2 separate regions of the Mus musculus genome follow, and region 2 is linked to region 1. A link is a contact called in ENCODE Hi-C or POLR2A ChIA-PET data. All regions are on one chromosome and are shown on one strand. Each heading gives the region's core, a stretch centred on a gene start or an enhancer-like site at or near the end of the contact. The rest is flanking DNA. Distances are from core to core; before and after follow the strand shown.

Region 1 (2,737 bases), core at 62-2,561:
GAGGCAAAGGGTCAGATGACGAACATGCTTAGATGTGAACCCACACCATCAGCAGGCATCTGAGCTCTCCACTCAGGGCTCTCCATCATACTCCCTTGGTTGTGCTTTAATCTATTTGGAGTGTTGTATAAAGCTGGCTCCACATTTTCCTGTAAATCTTCAGTCTTGTGTAAATCGAGGCACATTTTTAGCTTCTCCCTACCCCAGTTTCCTCCTGTATACAGAGGGACTACTACTAATTCCCCCTTGAAAATCTGAGGATTAAATGAAACTACATATCAAAGCACCAAGACCACAGCAAGTATTCTATAAACAGTACCTATTTATGGTGGTATAAACTCCACATGGCTCCACTGGAATCTACTGACCACTGTACAACAGCCAAGTCAGGACTCCAAGCCCTAAACCTCAGCAAAATTCACCCAGTAGTCCTATAATGCTAAAGTCATGAAGACTTTTTCAAAATGGTCTTTGTATACAGGAAATGGCTGCGTTACCAGGCGAGCATGGGAGATAAGTCTAGCGAAACTAATACTAAGATGACAGCAAAAAAAAAAAAAAAAAACAGTCCTTGGAATTCTCAGGAACAAGAACCACTCACTTCATCATGAGGGATCCTTTCTCCTCTGGGGTCTTGGACCCTGGGAATTTGATCACAGGACACAAACTATTATGCACCACATGCTATGAAATGGACATCTGTAAGACTTCCCCAATGGTCTTGAAGGGATACTTTGTTTTTAGTGGTTTTATTAGGAGGCACAGTGTGATCTACCAAATGTTTTGATTGTTCTTTATTTCATTCAAAACTGTGCAAAATGATGTAAGTCAAAATTATAAATGTGAGGTCAAGAACAGATTTCAGTACCTTTCTGGTACAACAAAAAATGTCATCCAATGTATGTATCTGACAGCTCTACTCTCAGAAACATATTTGTGATATATATATATGTGTGTGGTTTTTTATGCATGAGGTACTACACACACACACATACCACATCACTAATAATGCCCTCTTTTTACACATGAATTAACTGGAGAGAGACACAGGCTGAAAATGTACCCAAGGTCTCACAGCAGTGGTAGCCTCACACTGACTTCCTTGATGCTACGACAGCTGTGAACTGGTGCGCACACACCTGGTACACACACAGCCCCATCTGCACCTATCACAACGCTTCAGGAAAATCAGGACACAAGAGACTGGTTATGTGCCCAGTTCGCCGCCCGCCCATACTTTCTTCTTCTAAACTGTTCTATGCACTCACAGCAGCCAGTCAGCTTCACAGACTCCTCAAAGCCTGCTTCCTCACCGCCTTCATGATCCCTCAGAACCTCGCACACCACATCCTGCTTGTTGTTTTTAAGTTTCCAGTATTTCTCAGTTCACTATTTTATCCAGTGCCTTAAGTCACCAGCCTCAGATTAGATGTCTACAAATAAACTAAGAGGCCTGCAGACTGTGCCTGCAGATGACATCCAGGCCTGCTGGCCTAGCCTACCATCACATCATGATCTTTCATTCCTGGGCTGTCAGTCATTTCAGACTATAAATTAAAGAACTATATATGAGTCTCATGCCACATTTAAATACCAGCTAAAAATATCAGCTCGGGCTGCCTTTAATTTAGAGCAGGACAACACCCCACTGCCGTATCATCGCTGAGACAGATTCTGAAAGGGGGCGGGATCTTCCAAATATATACTGTTCTCCAGACCCAATAAAGCCCATCGCAAGGGTTTATGTGGCCCCGGTGGTTAGGTTCCCTTCTTGCCACGAGTCCTGAAAACAGTATTGTGTGGCTAACTGGAAACAGGAATACAGTGAAAATAAATCTGTACGATGAAGACAAAAGCAAGAGCAAGTAGGGAAGACAGAGGTTGGAAAGAAGAGAAAGAGGCTACTCGGCTGGGGTGTGTTCCCCAAATCTGCATGCTGGAAACTGGACCTCAAATGTGGTCAAGTTGGAGGAACCTTTAAGGGTGGGGCACCACCCTCAGAAGAGATTCATGTAGTTCCCACAGGATGCAAGTGGAGACGGTTACAAAAAGTACAACCTAGCCCCAGAGTCCCCTGTCTTCTGCCTCACCAAGTGGTCACTGGTATTTGCATACAGACCGTCCCTCTTCTGTTTCTCCACCATGTGTGATACAGTCTGAAGCTCTCACCAGGACAATGATGTCATGCTGTCAATGATGTTGCTGAACCATCAGCAACATTTGTCAAATACATCTTAATCACAAACAAACAAACAAACAAACAAAATACCTCTAAAACAAAACAACAAATAAAAACAACACAGTGTTCAGTTACAACAGAAGAAAATGGAAATACAATCCCACCACCTACAATATATCCCACTCCTACTATGTGTCAGTCATCCGTGCAGGAACCCAGTGAGATCATTATCAAAATACCCATTTCATAGATGAAAGAACTCAGTCTTGGGCAATGGTACAGATGGCTGTGCGTGACGAAGAATAAAAACTGCCATTAAAATTCATCTGCTCTGTAGATAAAGAAGGAGATTTGGGTCTAACTGACCTGGCCCCATGTGTGCTGAGCCAAATGCCTTCTTCTTCTAACCTTGTGTTCATAGAGCAGAAGGACTATGAGGAGCCGCCGGTCACTTGCAGGCCACATAATATGATGAACAACACTCTTTCCTTGAGATGTTCTAGGCTTAGTTTTGTTTTGGTTTTTTTGTTTTGTTTTGTTTTGTTTTGCTTGGGGGCG
Region 2 (2,700 bases), core at 124-2,623, 40 kb after region 1:
GTTTTCTTCTTAGACAGGGTTTCTCTGTATAGCCCTGGCTGTCCTGGAACTCACTTTGTAGACCAGGCTGGCCTTGAGCTCAGAAATCCGCCTGCCTCTGCCTCCCAAGTGCTGGGATTAAAGGCGTGCACCACCACGCCCGCTTTGGGGTTTAGTTTGTTAGCCTATCCGAGCCACAATAAAATCCACAGATACACATGCACACATATATCCTGATTCATTGTGAAAAATATTTCAAAACAAAACAAACAAAACAAAAGAAGCCCTCTTCGTCCGTTATAAATAACAAGATCTGCCTTCAGCAAACTCCCATAGCCAGAGCCTAGAACTTCAAGAAAGAACAGAACTTGCTGCACCAATTAGTGCTAGGCCGTAGTATGAACAAAGCACCGCAAATAAACTCCACAGGCCTTTAGACAGAAGGTTGTGTTTGTAATTAACTCCAACGCACTCTCATTACCCCCTCCCCAGAGCTCCACCCAGCCCAGCGCCCTGCAGGGCTCCCGTTCCCAGTCTGGTTTCCATTCGAGCCCCGCCCCCTTCCCCTTGCCTCTCTGGGACTGTGAATCAATCCCATCCCGGGCAGGAAACGGGACCCGGGGCAGCCCCCTCCGCTGTGGCGGAACAAAGGAGCGGAGCGCAGCTGCACTCGCAGGGCGATCCATCGGGTCCGGTCGCCCCTCCGGGTGCGCCGCGGCCGGGGCACACCGCACCTGAACCCCACTCCCCAGGACGCCCCATTGTTCCACCTCCGCCTCCACCTCCGCTTCTCCTTCCCACAGGAAGCCATAAGCTTGTCCTTCCATAGAACCTGGGGCCGGGAAACTCCAGTGGGCCAGAGGGATGGAGGGGGATGCGAGTGGGCCCGCGGGAAGCAGGGTTCCCCAGTGCCCGTAGGTAGGAAGCCAATAACACAAAGTGAGAGAACAACTTAGTTTGTAAGCCCCTTCCCTCTCCTGCCGCCCCCGAAGCCACACGGGGCCGCGATCACCCTCGACGACCTCGAGCGCGCGTGGGTTCACGGTGGAGTGCCTCCGCGCCCCACAGGAGCGCCCCGGGAGCTGATGACCCGGGATTGCAGGCTGCGGCTGAGCCTGGGGCCGCGCGCACAAAGGCACGGGCGGGAAGGGAGCCGGCACGGGGGAGTGCAGCGTACCTCGCCCGGCAACCGCTCGGCCACTCCGTCTCCGCGTGCTGCTCGCTGGCCGCCGCCTGGGGAACGCGGGTCAGATCCGATGCGGGGCTTGTGCCACAGTTGCTGCCGGGGATCCCGCGCCGCTCAGCCGACCGTGCGTTCAGTGCACCCACACCGCGTCCGCCGGCTGGGCTCCGAGTGCGCTGGCTAGAGGCGCGGCGGCGGCGCGGCCACTCCCCTCTCCCGGCGGGGGCGGCGACCTCACCGCCCGGACGCGCCCCTCGCTCCCTGGCCGCGGTTCACCCAGGCGCGCAGGCCGCACAGCGCCCCCCGGTGAGCACCCGGCGGGCGGGGACACCCAGGAAAGCGCACTGGCCCTTCACCTTGGCCACTGCATGATCCGCGAACTGCAGACCAGAGATGCAGAGCCGAACAGCTGCAAGAGCCTGGGCGCGAACCTCAGCAGAGAGAATATTCTTCTCCACATTGCCTACCCTCCTAGGTCCAAGTTTGGGTGCCCAAAAATATCACAAAATGACAATTTAATGGAAGAGAAAATGGCCTGCCATGTGAGGCTTTTATTGTCTCTGTCACTGACATACATATTGAATATACCATTAGGTACTGAGCAATGACTGGCAATCACTTGGCCATGGTAGAGGGTCTGAAGACTCAGGACTCCCAGCTTCTCACTCCAGGTGTCTTCACCACGCTGGGATTCGGGACAAGCCACATGACCCTGGGTCTGGCTTGTTCCTGGAAGAGGTAAGGGTGTTCATCAAACTTACTCATGGGGTGAGGTGAGGATTACATGGCTGGGGTGTTAAAAGCGCGGCAGACACAGTAATTATTACTCATGAATCTGACGACTTTATCCTATAATGAAATAAATTGCCATAAATGGGGCCAGGTTTAAGTGCACTGACCTATATCTGGATACTGTCACTGAAAGGAGGCGAACCAAAGATTTCCAACCTTATATAGTCACTCTGTCCCTCCAGCACAGGCCCCAGGACTTCTCAGAGGCTACCAAGACCCTCCTCTACAAACTGACCTGCTGGGAATTCTAGCATCATTGACGGAACCAGCATCAGTTAGGTCTTCAGTCGGCATGGTAATGGTTTAAGCTAACATATTTTGAGTAGTGGATACAATTTTATTTAATCTTCACAAAAACCTGTGAGGTAAGTTACTTTTCAATTTTTGTTTTTGAGGCCAGGACAAACAAAGTCTGAGAGCTTTTTTTTCTTCCTTCCAGCTTATATACAACTATGGAGAACCTCCACAAATTCTTTGGTACACCTCTCATTGAGGAGTGCCATTTGATTGCCCTCCTCTTGAATACAGGCTGGACTGAATTCTAACAAATGGGATACAGTTGGTGGTATGACCAACCCAGCTCTCTCTCTCTCTCTCTCTCTCTCTCTCTCTCTCTCTCTCTTTCTCTCTCTCTCTCTCTCTCTCTCTCTCACTGTGAGGGAGCACACAGAAGCCAGGTATAGCCATATATTCCAGACTAAGAGTGCCCGCATCTGCTCACTGTCCCAGCCATGTGGCTGTGTGAG

The links. Hi-C counts contacts between places; a loop is a spot of excess contacts on that map. ChIA-PET counts read pairs that join two places held with the same protein, here RNA polymerase II (POLR2A).
Region 2: a loop to region 1 is called in a map of heart, with 2.2 times the contacts of the local background. The contact joins the promoter of Myo1b here to the enhancer-like site in region 1. A Hi-C loop is called at or near these places in 6 of 37 maps with a recorded cell type or tissue (gastrocnemius and heart). POLR2A ChIA-PET finds 5 or more read pairs at or near these places in 1 of 5 experiments (embryonic stem cell).

Annotation. Positions count from the first base shown.
Region 1 is chr1:51,874,394-51,877,130 of GRCm38, forward strand. The region is part of intron 2 of Myo1b (myosin IB); the gene reads right to left. Among named protein-coding and RNA genes, the nearest start is that of Myo1b, 40 kb to the right of the region's middle. Within about 2 kb of position 1,312, at least 1 of the 3 ENCODE cell types and tissues checked has a DNase peak (open chromatin) inside an H3K27ac peak, as active enhancers do.
Region 2 is chr1:51,914,605-51,917,304 of GRCm38, forward strand. Myo1b (myosin IB) reads right to left here and starts at 1,374. Exons shown (of 31, transcript NM_001161817.2): 1 at 1,157-1,374. It overlaps Gm33795 (a long non-coding RNA gene), which reads left to right and starts at 1,558. Exons shown (of 3, transcript XR_001778914.2): 1 at 1,558-1,900; 2 at 2,137-2,319; 3 at 2,394-2,700.